Linked DNA regions of Homo sapiens: regions 1 and 2 are each linked to region 3. Evidence: chromatin loops called from intact Hi-C (ENCODE). Cell type or tissue: heart left ventricle. All regions are shown on one strand.

Region 1 (5,000 bases), 240 kb after region 3:
TTAGCTTTTGAATATTTGTTAGAAGTACTTGAACTTACAGGTTAGCCTTGATTTTGAGACTGTTTTCTTAGAGAAATTTAATTTGGGATCCTGTTTTTCTGCAGATTGAGATAAATTCAAAACACAGAGTCATTGTTTCCAAGGATAACCTCACCAAAGAATGGTTCTTAAATTAATTTCAGTCTCAAATGGATCTTCCCATCAAAGTACAGAGGTCTTTAGCTCCAATGTCACCCAATTCTCCTTAAAAAATCACTTTTACCCTCCCGCCCAAATCAGAGCAGCTCCGAGGATGGAAGAACCACACACGAGGCATTCATTTGTCACTCCACATTCTTAGAACCTGATGCAATTAGACTGCTTTATGTTAAACGTGGGTTTAGAATAAAGTCCCAAAGCACCAGACCCCTTTCATAATTATGATAATTATAGTAATTTTGTTTGTAAATCTTGCCATTCTGGCTCAGACATTCCCCCTTGTCAAGTTTATGAAAATAAAGAAAAGGATCTTTCTGAGTTGGAGCTTTATGTGGCCCAGCAAATCTCCTTTCCCCCCGCTGTAACCACCCAGCTTCAAGAGGTCTAATCAGAGTGTCCATCAACTGCCCCTCAAGGGTTCAGGAAAGAAACGCTGAGTATTGTGCCTCCAGCGGCATTTCTGGCAGCCCATAGGCAGCTCCTAACGACAGGAGGGTTAATGGTTTTAGAGAGGAGCAGCAGAGGGGTAGTTAACCAGCAAGGAGAATAAAAGTGATAGCCAACCCTCAGTTGACTGTTGGCAGGTGCCCAGGGTCGGTGCCACTTCATTTTTGAAAAATATAGCCATGGCCTCATCAGAAAGTATAATAGTCTTATGGACAGAGTGACTAGGTTGATTGCCTGGATGGCTTTATCAACATATCATGACAAAGAGGCACAAGGACTAAAATGTTAGGAAGTGGAAATAGGAATCCTTGGTCAAGCCCACCCTCTGTGGCAGGCCTCACAGTTCAGCTCCTTCTGTGCAGCGTAGTCATCGATCTCAATCCACAAAGGAACTGTGGCCAAGACAGGATCGGCCACAGCAAGTCTGTACTCTCAGAGACTGAAATTGAGTCCCTTGTCTCAGCACCAGGTGGGGACCCTGGAGAGCTGTGAGAATGGTGGTTGCAGCCTTGCCGTGAGCCTCTAGGTACCTCCAGGTAGCCAGGGTGCTGCCTGTGTGGCCACTCACTCTGGGGTGTAATCCCCAAGTTGGACTGGACAGCAGCAGAGCTCAAGAGATGCCTAGCTCTCACTCTTTGAACTAGTCTGGATTAAGGTAAAGTTTCATTGGGGCAGAAAAAATGGTTGAGGAGAGTGAAATCATGTCCATTGAAAGGGTGAATTTTTTGAAACAGCCACCTAGTTAGAACAGGCATCAGTAAGCTTCAGGGAATGAGAGTCAGACTAGATCTGGCTGAAACAGTCATCTTTACTGAGGAGAGGTGCTTTTCCATCTGTGTGTCAGGAGAGTCTATCCAAAGTCCTTGAGACAAACGCTTACTGGTGTTAGTGAGCTCTAGAGACCAGCCCCGACACATCCTTGACATGACAGCATTATGATCAGTCCTCCTGCTCAAATGTCCTCATCACTTACCTTTTAGGTTCTATGAGAACAAGGTATAGACATGGAATGCTTTTTATGGTTTTTTTTCTAGTGAGATCTAACTTCTTGATTTCAAAAGAACTGTATGTTTGTTGTAAAACTAAGCAATTAAAATGCCAGCATTGCAAAATGCATAGGATGGTAAAGTTCTCCATTCTAGGACTCTCACTGGAAAGGACATTGGACTGACCCCACTCATTCAGATAAATTTCAAATGCTCAGCAAAACAGATGCCCACCCCCAGGGCACTTTCCTTCTAAAAATGAGCTGCTAGGCCGGGCGCAGTGACTCACACCTGTAATCCCAGCACTTTGGGAGGCTGAGGCGGGCAGATCATGAGGTCAGGAGTTTGAGACCACCCTGGACAACATAGTGAAATCCTGTTGCTATTAAAAATACAAAATTTAGCCAGGCATGGTGGTACATGCCTGTAGTCCCAGCTACTCAGGAGGCTGAGGCAGGAGAATTGCTTGAACCCAGGAGGCGGAGGCTGTGGTGAGCCAAATCATGCTATTGCACTCCAGTGTGGGCAACAGAGTGAGACTCTGTCTCAAACAAACAAACAAACAAACAAACAAAAAGAGCTGCTCCTTGATGGAAATGAGATCTCAGCTAGGGCCAGGTAAGATGTTGATGAAAACTTCAGGAAAATGTCATCACGGATTTTCAAGGCAAAAGAAATGAAATGTCCTTCTAGCCTTCCACCAAGGCAAGCTGAGGAGGCTATGAAAAATGAATTTTTCTTCTAATGAGCAGGCTGGGGGACTGTCTTGAGGACAGAGGTGGGGCATGGTGGAGAGGGATAGAAGAGAGGATATTTGACGTCGATAGCTGGTTTGAACAGCTTCTCCTATAGTGGACAGGGTAGGTGGAGAGTGGGTCGGCCCGAACCGTCCCGAACCAGCCAGCCCCGCATTCCCACCAGGCTACAGGCCTGCTGTGTATGCTTTGTGCTGGAAGAGCTGCTGGCAATGAACAGATGCAGAGGAAAGCCAGCGTGACGGGAGCTCCAGCAGAGCATCACGGAAAGGAGAAACCCACACATCCTAGACTAGCTCCTCAAGAAGCCAGAGCAAGACACACATGTGTGGCGAGGGTTTTTGTCATTAGCCTTCCCCCACAGTCGCTCTCAGAGAACACAGACAGGCTCCTGTTCTGGAGAGGAGGAATAATGCAGCCACAGAAAGTGATTGATTCCCCCTTGACAACTGAGATCATCCAGCATTCCAAGCTGGGAGAATTAATGGATGACTTAACCCTTGCCCAGCAGCCAGCAGCAGGCCCTTGGGAGACCGCCAGCGCCTTTGTCTGTGAGGCCAGAGAAAAGGCCAGTGGCTTCCCCTCCCCTACCATTGTCATAATCATATTCCGCAGTGAAACGTTAAGAGCTCAAAGCAGAATTGTAATTAACCTCGCCTGATCTGTTCCCCGCTGCTGTCCTGGAAGCAGGAGAAGGGAAGCCGGAGGGGCTGTGAGGTTTATCTTGAAATTAAACTTTCTCCACTAAAAGCATTTTAAAGCTCTGTGCTTCCAACAGGGTAAGATCTGTGGACTGAGATCTTTTGTTATTTTTTTTTTTTATTTCCTTCCTCTTTGAAAACTATACTCATAGCAAGGTGGGTGAAACAAAAGCCTTCCCTGCCTGCCATGGATGAGGCTCCGGGCCCTAAGGGTGGCAGCGCCTGTCAGTCTCTGCCTGCCTGCGTTCGTGTTAGGGCTAGGTGATTTCTCAAGTCCATTCAACCACTGGCAGCTTTCGTTCTCCCTGGGATGGAGGGATTCTGGATGACCTGCTGGTGGCCAATAGCTCAGGGCATCTCTGAGTCTGGTGTTAGGTGTTGTGGGGCTGTTGGCAAAGCCATCAGGAAAGTGGCCACCTTCTCTCTTACTCCCACAGGACAGGTGCTGTGTGGCAGCACCAGCTGCCTGCTTCAGGGCCTGCCGTATCCTTTCCACAACTTAGTGAGGCAGGAACCCTTAGTATTCCTATTTCCTGCAGCCCAGAAACATTGGGTAATTTACTCTGGGCCATAAAGCAAGGAAGTGGCAGAGGAGGAACATTTATCCAGGTTTGACTGACATCAGAGACCTGCTCGTAGACCCTGACACCCACCAGGGCAGCCAGGAGCATTGTGGCCTCTACCTAGAAAACCTAGGAGCATCCAGTCACCTCACAGGCTCCTGAGCAAATGCCCACTTAGCCTGAGGGGGAGACCAGTGCTTCTCACACCTAAGCGTGCATCAGAGTCACCTAGAGGGTATATTAAAACACAGATTGCTGGGCTCCACCTCCAGAGTTCCTGACTGTGGAGGTCTTGACAGCAGGCCCCGGAATGTGCATTTCTAACAAGTCCCCAGGTGCTGCTGATGCGGCCAGCCCGGGACCCCTCTTGGAAAACTGCTGGGGTGGACCAGTCCTGCTAAATGGAAAATCTGCCAAAATAGTATCACTTCAGTTCCTGCAGGGTAATTAGAGAATGCTAGCTTTTACCACTCTTTGAATTTTGTGATTTTTATTTTAAATGAAAGTCAACAAAAAGTGTTTCAAGTATAAATTTATATTTCCCAAAAAGTAGTCTGAAGAAAATATACCTCAGTGTCTTGTGGGTGGTAGACGCACAGCTGTTGGTTATTCTTTGTTTTTCTATAGGTTTGAAAGTTTTCAAAATAATTTTTAATGAAAGGAAAGACTAGAGGTGTAAGTAAACCCCACACCCTGTGTCCCAGGTTTACAAGGAAGGATTTCATTCCTGAAACCTCCCAAGTAACTGGAAGAGAAGTGCTGCTGTCTGCCAGCGCCACGCTGTCTAAACATGTCGAGGCTGTGAGCACATCTCCACCCTCAGCCCTGTCTGTAGAATGCTTTGCAAACAGTGCCAGTACTTGAGTTTGCTCTAATTTTGTCGCGCGTTCGCCTGTGGAACATTAGATGTCTGTCCCTCCACATCAGTGTTGATGATTTGTGAAGGTGAGCTCCTGAGCTCTACTTGGGGGTTTTGTACGAGGCATGCCTGCCGCTGAGCAGGTTGCAGGCAGACAGGCCTTCGCTGAGATGCTGAGGGTCCTTTGGATGCGTCCTCTGATGCACAGCCGGGGTCCTCAGTGCCCTCTGCTGTGGGCGCGCTTTGCTCTCTTTGCAGTTCCCTTGAGCTGCCTCATTTCACTGTGGAATAGCCCGTGGTGTTCCAGCTGCAGGATGTTGCTGCTTCTCCCCTCTCATTTTTAAAATACAGCTTGAGAAAACATAATGCTGATGATCAGTAGTCATTTTTATCTTTCTCCCTGCCTTCCCTGCTCCCACCTTGCTCCAAGCTGCTACCATCTCTCCCTGGAATTGTTGCTGTAGCTCCCAAGGTGCACCCCTGCCTCTGCC
Region 2 (5,000 bases), 160 kb after region 3:
AAATCCACTTAAAAAGTTGTTGCTTCTGTTACCCTGATACCAAACGCAGACAGGGGCATAACAACAACAACAACAAAAGCACCAGTTTCAGGCTAATATCACTAATGAAAATAGAGGTAAAAATCCTCAACAAAATACTAGCAAACCAAATGCAACAGCACAATAAAAAGGTCATTCACCATGATCGAGTGGGATTCACCATAGGGATGCAAATACCATTCAACATATGCAAATAAATAAACACAATATACCACATTAACAGAATCAAGGAAAAAACATGATGATTTCAGTAGATGACAGAAAAGCATTTGATAACCATCCCTTTATGATAAAAACCCTAAAATGGATACAAAAGGAACATATTGATATGGTTTGGCTCTGTGTCCCACCCAAATCTCATCTTGAATTGTAATACCCACATATTGAGGGAGGGAGGTGACTGGTTTCTTCCATTCTATTCTTATGATAGCATAAGAACGAATTCTGACAAGATCTGATGGTTTTCTATGTGGTTGACAGTTCCTCCTGCACATGCTTACACTCTATCCTGCTGCCTTGAGAAGGTGCCTGCTTCCCCTTCCACCATGATTATAAGTTTTCTGAGGCCTCTCCAGCCATGCTGAACTGTGAATCAATTAAACCTCTTTCCTTTATAAGTTACCCAGTCTCAGGGAAGTTCTTTATAGCAGTGTGAGAACAGACTAATACACATATCTCAAAATAAAGGCAACCTATGACAAACCCATGGCTAATATCATAGTGAAGGGGGAAAAACTGAAGGCCTTTCCTCTAAAGACTGGAATAAGACAGGGATGCCCACTTTCATCACTGTTACCCAACGTAAAACAGGAAGTCCTGGCTAGAGCAATTAGGAAAGAAAGAAATAAAGGGCATCCAAATTGGAAAGGAAGAAGTCAAATTCACCTTGTTCGCAGAATTATCCTGTTCACAGATGATATGATCTTATATATAGAAACCCCTAAATACTCCAACAAAAAACTTCTAGAACTGATACATTCAGTAAAGTTACAGGATACAAAATCAACACGTTAAAATCATTTTAGCATCTCTATGCACCAATAACAATCAGAGAATCAAATAAGTCAATTCCATTTACAATAGCTACAAAAATCTAAATTTTAGATCTAAAAAGGTTTAAATTTTGATTCCTTGCTTGCACTCCTAGCAGGTAAAAAATAAATAAATAAATAAATTTTGATTCTTATATAATTCTTACAGCAGCTCCTAAACCAGGAGAGCTACGATTACTCAAAGTCCTCAACCAAGTAATTCTACCTATAGGAATATCAATGCATGTATGAATCTTATCAGAAGATGTCTTGCACCCATGAGCTGTACCATCAGTAGGTCTATTTTTATTTATATTTTCTTATTTCAGATCTCTGTTTACATCACTAGGTCTAAAAGCAGACTTCTTCAGGAGTAGAGATTGTTGATTACTTCATTAAATAAAGAATTCTAACCAGCTGAGATGCTAGCTAAAGAAAATAAGGATTTCCTAGTAGGAGAAGGAAGGAGTAAATATCAACTGTAGCCTGTAACCAGCTATAGCCTGTAATCAGAAGCAATGGCTACGCTATGCATATATTCTTGCTTTTATGTATATATGCATGTCCCTTTTTCCTCTTACTTTCTCCTACTTAATTTTTATTTATTTATTTATTTTTGAGACAGAGTGTTGCTTTGTTGCCTGGGCTGGAGTGCAGTGGCGCAATCTGGGCTCACTGCAACCTCTGCCTCCTGAGTTCAAGTGATTCTCGTGCCTCCCCCTCCTGAGTAGCTAGGATTACAGGTATGCACCACCATGCCCGCCTACTTTTTTGTGTTTTTAGTAGAGATGGGGTTTCACCATATTGGCCAGGATGTTCTCGAACTCCTGGCCTCAGGTGATCTGCTCACCTTGGCCTCCCAAAGTGCTGGGATTACAGGTGTGAGCCACCACGTCCAGCCTCTCCTATCATTTTATATAGGATGAGTTGGTATTGGTGAAACTCATAATTTAGTAGGTAGGTTACGTATCTAGGTGGGTTTTAATAGCATTTATATATGCCAACAGTGAAGAATCTGAACACAAAATCAAGAAAGCAATCCTATTTACAATAGCTACAAAAATTATAAAATACCTAAGAATAATTTTTTTTTTTTTTTTTTTTGAGACAGAGTCTCACTCTGTCACCCAGGCTGGAGTGCAGTGGCACGATCTCGGTTCACTTCAAGCTCCACCTCCCAGGTTCACGCCATTCTCCTGCCTCAGCCTCCCGAGTAGCTGGGACTACAGGCTCCCACCACCACACCCGGCTAATTTTTTTTTTTGTATTTTTAGTAGAGACGGTGTTTCACCACGTTAGCCAGGCTGGTCTCGATCTCCTGACCTTGTGATCCACCCGCCTCGGCCTCCCAAAGTGCTGGGATTACAGGTGTGAGCCACTGTGCCCGGCCCCTAAGAATAAATTTAACCAAAGAAGTAAAAGACCGACTGGGCACAGTGGCTCACGCCTGTAATCCCAGCAACTTGGGAGGCCGAGGTGGGCGGATCATAAGGTCAGGAGTTCAAGACCAGCCTGGGCAATATGGTGAAACCCCGTCTCCACTAAAAATACAAAAATTAGCCAGGTGTGGTGGCAGACGCCTGTAGTCAGCTACTCAGGAGGCTGAGGCAGGAGAATTGCTTGAACCCGGGAGGCGGAGGTTGTAGTGAGCTGAGATCGGGCCACTGCACTCCAGGCTGGGAGACAGAGCGAGACTCTGTTTAAAAAAAAAAAAAAAAGAAGTAAAAGTTCTCTACAAGGAAAATTACAAAATTCTCTCTAAAGAAACTGGAGAGGATGCAAACAAGTGGAAAGATCCCCATGCTTATGGATTGGAAGAATTAATATTGTTAATCTATTTATGCCTAGTGTTCCATTACTGGAACGCTAAGCTTGTGGGAGTTATTTATATCCTACTGCTCAAGGTCATCACCAACGTCTGATTTTTCACACACAAAAAAATTTCAGGCTCCAGCACAAATGGGTTAAAATGTTAATACTACCCAAAGTGATCTATAGAGTCAATGTAATCCCTATCAAAATACCAATGTCATGCTTCACAGAAATAGAAGAAAAAAAAAATCCTACAATGTTTATAGAACTACAAAAAAAAAAAAAAAAAAAAAAAGCCCAAATAGCCAAAGCCAATCCTGAGCAAAAAGAACAAAGCTGGAGGGATCACACTACTTGAGTTCAAATTATGCTACAAAGCTGTGGCAACCAAAACAGCATAGTACTGGCACAAAAGCAGACACATAGAGCAATGAAACATAATAGAGAATCCAGAAATAAATCTACTCATCTACAGTCATCTCATTTTTGACAGAGGTACCAAGAACATACAATGGGGGAAAGAACAGTCTCTTCAATAAATGGTGCTGGGAAAAGTGGATATCCATATGCAGAAGAATGAAACCAGACACCAATCTCTCGCCATATACAAAAATCAGAGCAGATTAAAACCTAGACATAAGACCTGAACTATCAAACTACTCAGAGAAAACATTAAGGAAATGCACTAGGACATTGAGTCTGGGCAAAGAATTTTTAGTAAGACCTCAAAAGCATAGGCAATGATAGCAAAACTATACAAATGGGATTACATCAAACTAAAAAGCTTCCACACAGCAATGGAAATAATGAAAGTGAAAAGACAAACTACAGAATGGGAGACAATATTTGCACACTGTCCATTGGCAAGGAATATAAGGAACTCAGTAGCACAAAAAACAAATCTGATTTTTTTTAGCAAAAGATTAGCGAAAGATCTGAATAGACATTGCTCAAAAGAAGACGTACAAATGGCCAACAGGTAAATGAAAAAGTATTCAAAATCACAATGAGATATTCTCTCTCCCCAGTTAAAATGGCTTCTACCAAAGCATAGGGAATAATGGATGCTGGCAAGGATATGTAAGAAAGAGGAAGTCTCATACACTCTTGGCAGAAATGTAAATTACTACAACTGCTATGTAAGACAGTATGAAAATTCCTCAAAAAACTCAAAATAGAACTACCATATGATCCAGTAATTCCCTTACTGGGTATATATCCAAAAGAAAAGACATCAATATATTGAAGAGATACCTGCATTCTCTTGTTTATTGCAGCACTTCACAATGGCCAAAATTTGAAATCAATATCAGTGCCTATCAACAGATGAATAGATGAAGATACACACAATAGAATATTATCAGCTATAAAAAAAAAAAGAATGAAATCCTGTCACAGCAACATGAATGGAACTGGAGGTTGCTATGTTACATGAAAAAAGCCAGAAAGCACAAAAAGACAAATATCGCATGTTCTTACTCATGTGGGAGCTAAGGAAGTGGATCTCATGAAGATAGAGAGTATTTTGGTGGTTATTAGAGGCTGGGAAGGGTAGGGAGGAGAGGGGGATGAAGAGAGGTTGAATAATGGGTACAAAAATATAGGTAGATAGAAGAAGTAAGACCTAGTGTTTGATAATTCAATAGAGTGACTATAATATTTTATAATTCAAAGTAGCTACTAGAGAATAATTTGAATGTTCCCAGCATAAAGAAAAGATACATGTTGAAGGTGATGGATATCCCAGTTATCCTGACTTGATTATTACACATTATAAATGTATGAAAATGTCACAGGTACCCTGAAAATACGTATCTATCCGGTATCAGTAAAAACAAAAAAAAAAGAAAGTTATAGATTCTTATTTTTGCAACTTTGAGCTCTGCTAGTTTGAAATCTTAGGGAGTTCTCCATCAGAGAATACAAAAATGATTCCATTGACTGCCACCTGTTTAGCCCTTTGGGACACCCCATGCCACTGAGCCAACAAGCAAAGAAGGGAGTTACTCTACTGGCTGGAGTAACTATCAAGAGGAAATTGGGACACTGAGTACTATGTCTGAAACACATGGGAATCCCTAGGATACCTTCCAGTAATTATCCAGTGGTAAAAGTTAG
Region 3 (5,000 bases):
TGGGACTACAGCTGGGACTACATGGTGCACACCACCATGCCTGGCTAAGTTTAGTATTATTATTATTTTTTTTTGAGATGGTGTCTCACTCTGTTGCCCAGGCTGGAGTGTGGTGGTGCGGTCTCGGCTTACTGCAACCTCCATCTCCCAGGTTCAAGCGATTCTCCTTCTCAGCCTCCCGAGTAGCTGGGATTACAGGCACCTGCCACCACGCCCAGCTAATTTTTTCTATTTTTATTAGAGACAGGGTATCACCATGTTGGCCAGCCTGGTCTCAAACTCTTGACCTCATGATCCTAGTAGAGACAGGGTTTTACCATGTTGGCTAGGCTGGACCTTGAATTCCTGACCTCAAGTGATCTGCCCGCCTCAGCCTCCCAAATGCTGGGATTACAGGCATGAGCCACCATGCCAGCCGTCCCTTCTTAATTCAGGCCCTTTTAACCTCTTGCTGAACTGTCTTGATAGTACAATCGGCATGTTCATTTCCCACTTTCAACCTACTACATCTGCTGCTGCCAGATTGTGGTGGAGTTGAATCTTATGTGAAGTATAAGTATTGAAGTATTCAAGTCATTGTTTATGAAGAAAATCTCATACAATCAACATTACCCTTGAAAATGCCTTATATTGTCTATAAAGTAGAATCTACAGACACTGCTTCTCAGTAAGTTCAACACTGCTAGTTTTTCCTCTACTTTTGGAACAGATTACTTTTCTTTTGGTTGAACACCAGATGAAGTCATCTGCTTGGTTTTAGGGGTAGAGTCGTATGAAAAATATGTATCTTTAAACACCAGAATCACATTCAACACTAGCCTATTTGAGTTCATATTAGTTACTCATGAGTGTGATTTAAATCTACTGGAATATCTAAAAGCACAGCTCTGATCTCCATTATTTCTATGCTAAAAAACCTTTAGTGGCTCTCCATTGCCTATTGAGAAGGCCCATTTTTTTAACATGGCACTTAAAACTGTTCACTGTCTGACACCAACCCCCCTTTCTCACCCAGCTTATGCTCCAGAATGGAATGCCTGTGATCCCCATGCCCGCTCTGCACATTCCAGTCTCCATCCATACTTTCTCTCACAGTGGCCTGGAACGCTTTCCCCTTACTTCCCATCTCTGCTGGGCTCAGCCATTCTTCACAGGTCAACTCACATGCTGCCTCTTCTAAGATTCCTTCACAGAATCTTCTCTCCAGACCCTGTCCAGCCAAAATCGTATTTCCCTCCTCTGAACTGCAGTCGCTCCTCATTTGTACTGTGTTTATGGCAAGTATCATTTTCTATCTAGAATTGTCATTTCTGTTCATGTTTTACAAGTCTATAAACACCTTCAGGGCAGGGGCAGTGCTTGAATCTTCTTCATAGTTATGTATATACCACCATTTCCAGCTTCAAACATGCAGTTTTCAACAGATTTCAATGAAAAGATAAATTAAATAATGTAGCTTCCCATCTCCTCCCCATGCAGAATGTGCTCTAGTTTGGCAGTGCCCAAGGACTTGGGACCCAGTGCTCTAGAAAGAGCAGCAAACTCTTCCTAATCCCAGCAGCACCTCCATCAGGCAATGAATGAACTCAACAAGAAGGGGGATGGGTAAAACGTTATATGCAAATAGTTGCACTCTGCCCCTTCTTAAAGAGCAAAATAAACATGATTTTTTAAAAAGACCATGGAAGTTGACAATACAATGGCTTTTTCACAGAAGGCTTCAGGATATGCCAAGTTCTGTTATTGGGGATGGAGACATTTTGTCCCCATTGTGTAGAAAGAGACTGATGAGGTCTCTTAAGCAATCTCGCAGACCTACTGTTTTGAAGCATCAGAACATTTTTCTGTGCATCTCAAATTCATTGGAACTTTAAGTTTGTGGAGAGAAAAATCCTAGTTCCCCTCTTCCCCCATCTCATCTCTCTCCCAATAGACACAGGATGTTTTACCTCGGGAACTCAAAGTTGAAGGGGAGCTCAGATCCCAGGGGTGTACTGGGTATAACAGCCCCTTGAATCTTTTCTGAATCATACTCCACACTCCATAAATACAACTCTACCTCCGCTCAATTAAGGAAGGTCTGGGGGTTGGGGAGCCTATCTGACATCTTTCAAGGGATGGGGGTTGAGGAGCCTATCTGACATCTTTCAAGGGATGGGGGTTGGGGAGCCTATCGACATCTTTCAAGGGATGGGGCCTCTATCTTCATTATGGACATGCAGAAAATGTACTCTGCCCCAGTGACAGACAGAGGGAGTTTGACATTGAATTTACACCCGTAGCGTTGACTTTAGACTGATTAGGGAAAATGACTGCCCTGCACCCTTGTAAAATCTTAATGTTCCGTGAGAAGTGCACCGTGCTGTCTGATGTACAGTGTTTAGGTTTGTCTTGACCTTATTAAATCATGGAAAGCGGCTCCTATGAGGGAAGTTTTTTTTCTTTTTCTTTTCTTTTTTTTTTTTTAATTTCCTGCACGATTATTCAGGTGGCTTTTCCTGTTTCTACTCCCCCTCCTGGACTCGGGTCCTTAATTACTATTGCAGAGAACTGGAAGGATGCCTGCTCTGCTCTCCCAGCACGGTCTCCTCTGCTCGGCCTCCAGGCTACTCGCCCCCACCCTTTTCTCCCTCTAGCCCCGCCTCCTCCGCGCACCCCGTGGCCAGCAGCTAGACAGCTGTGTTCAATCAGAAACCACTTACAACTCCAGACGATTCGAAGGGGAAACTTCGGCGTGAAGTGCAGCTCCGCTCCGGCTCCCTCTAGCTTTCTTTCCTTCTCTGGAATCCGAGGCGCGGATCTTCCTCGCCCCACCGCCCTAGTTTTTTCGGGAGCTCGCCGGTGCCCTCTAGGGTGTCGGCTCGTGCTGGGAAGTGCCCTCCATCCTGGTAATGGGGGGCGGCGAGGCACCGTAGGAGTGGCGAGGCGGCGCCCAGGGTGGCACTGCCCCGGAACGGGGCGCTGGGTGCGCGCGGGAGGGTCCCCGCGCGGGCTCCGCCGCTGCCGCAGCTGCGAGCGCGCCGCGCCACCGAGCCTCCTGCAGCAATGGCTCGTCCGTGAAACGCGAGCCACGGCTGCTCTTTTTAAGAGTGCCTGCATCCTCCGTTTGCGCTTCGCAACTGTCCTGGGTGAAAATGGCTGTCTAGACTAAAATGTGGCAGAAGGGACCAAGCAGTGGATATTGAGCCTGTGAAGTCCAACTCTTAAGCTCCGAGACCTGGGGGACTGAGAGCCCAGCTCTGAAAAGTGCATCATGAATTCCGGAGTTGCCATGAAATATGGAAACGACTCCTCGGCCGAGCTGAGTGAGGTAAGAAACAGCTGAGGTCGGGAGCTAGGGTTTCTCGGGCGTTTGCTTTTCCACAAATCCCCCTCCCCTCGACCTCCCCACAGCCCTACACCCTATCCCCCTGTGCTCCCAGTCTGGAGGCAGCGCAATTGAAGATTAGTAGATTTTCTGGATCTTGTTTTAACTTGTAGTGCTACTCAGGAAATGACCTGAACTGGCTTGATATTTCAGTCTGAAATGAGTGGCTTAAAAAAGAAACAACCTCTCACCAAGCCGCGAGGCGTTTTACTCACGACAGTCTGCATCCCTTGTTCCTTCCCACCCGCTTCCACTAATTTATATACACCCTTTTATTTCCCTGATCGGTAAAATACACGGACATTCCCGATGAGTTTAAGCCGACGGTAACTAATTTGGTGGGGGTGGTGGTGGTGAGGGGGACGCATTGGATTATTTCATCTCCCACTTGGCTCCCACGTGCGATGCGTTTGGCTACGTTCAGGCAAGGTGGTCTCTTCCCTAGGCTGAGATGAATGACCCGCGCTGGGGAGGGGTCTGGGGAGAAAGCACTTCAAAGCCGCTTTAGAACTTTATTTCCTGCCCGGATCTGGACTCCTGAGTCTTTGAGGCAAGCGCATTTGCAATTCCTGGGCTCCCACTGTAACCTATCCACTTGAGTGTTTGAGACCAGCTTTGAAATTAAAGCTACATCAAACACTATGCAAATGTGTGAGCGGTAAGATGCCCAAAGCCATCTTTTTTCATGATTTTAGGGATGCTTCGGGCACATCCCTCAAAGCTTTGAATACCTGAAAAGTGATGAGAAGCCCGTAGAACTGGGTGCTGAAAAGAAGAGGAAGTCTGTGTGCTTAGTGTCTACAGCTAGAGGCTTGGTGTCTGTGGGTTTCCCTCTTGGTTCCATCACTGAGCCATTTATGGGGGCAAAAGTAGCATAAGTAGTCCGTGTTTCTTGAGTATGGCTGAAGAGAGGAAAGAGGAAGAAAAGGAAAACAGTGTAAAAGCAGCCGGAAGGCAGATAATGGTGATGTCAGACTACCAATGGTGAAGGGAAAAATGCAGGGATGGAGCCCCTGCGGGGGTGTGTGTGTGTGAGGGAACACCTGGTGATGGGAAAGAGGGGGGATTAAATGGGGTTGGGGGAAACCTAGGAGGTCTGCCGTCGGGCTGGTGAATGCTATTGGGCCCTGCCTGGTGCTCTTAAGTGTCATGCTGCTGCTGTGCTGTTCCTGCTCCGGTTTGAAATAGCATTTTGAGGTGCTGGCTGAATGAAGTAGAGCATTTGCTAATCCTTAACGGCTGTTGCCCCTGTGATGTAGAAGACTCAAGAAATGCTGAGAGTGAGAACTTAAAAATGGGAGGTGAGGGAGGAGGCATGAGGATTTAAGTGACTTTTGCCAATTTTATAATTAACGGTCTCAAATCTGAACTAGAACCCAGGGCCCTGCTCCATCACTAACCCTGTTTCAGGAGAAGCCTTTGGTGATCTTCTAAGGTCATTGAAAACCCCAAAACTGAAGGCATTTCTTTTGCAGAGACTCTTTGCCAGGCCCTTCACGATGTTTCTATGCAGCAGAGTGCTGTCCAGTAACCTTTGTTTAAATGAATCGCAGACTTAGGAGAAGGGGGGGCTAGAACCCTGAGTGAAGGAAGAGATGTGAATTGACTTTAGTCCTATTGGCACGTCCTTGAG

What was found. Peaks named below come from ENCODE experiments on the same cell type or tissue, not always from the same donor. Only the 100,000 strongest peaks of a DNase experiment are listed, where the experiment ranks them.
Region 1: it touches region 3 in a loop (2.1-fold over the local background); 7 of 110 quality-filtered maps call a loop at or near these places.
Region 2: it touches region 3 in a loop (2.4-fold over the local background); 9 of 110 quality-filtered maps call a loop at or near these places.

Annotation. Positions count from the first base shown.
Region 1 is chr5:113,057,353-113,062,352 of GRCh38, reverse strand. The region is part of intron 14 of MCC (MCC regulator of Wnt signaling pathway); the gene reads left to right. Among named protein-coding and RNA genes, the nearest start is that of DCP2, 83 kb to the right of the region's middle. In heart left ventricle, no CTCF peak of the experiment used is centred here; a DNase peak (open chromatin) is centred at 2,922.
Region 2 is chr5:113,132,733-113,137,732 of GRCh38, reverse strand. The region is part of intron 5 of MCC (MCC regulator of Wnt signaling pathway); the gene reads left to right. Among named protein-coding and RNA genes, the nearest start is that of DCP2, 160 kb to the right of the region's middle. In heart left ventricle, no CTCF peak of the experiment used is centred here; no DNase peak of the experiment used is centred here.
Region 3 is chr5:113,292,639-113,297,638 of GRCh38, reverse strand. The region is part of intron 3 of MCC (MCC regulator of Wnt signaling pathway); the gene reads left to right. LOC124901045 (a long non-coding RNA gene) reads right to left here and starts at 2,779. Exons shown (of 3, transcript XR_007058904.1): 1 at 2,703-2,779. RefSeq lists a silencer at 2,943-3,002. In heart left ventricle, no CTCF peak of the experiment used is centred here; a DNase peak (open chromatin) is centred at 2,648; H3K4me3 peaks cover 2,986 bases; H3K27ac peaks cover 2,361 bases.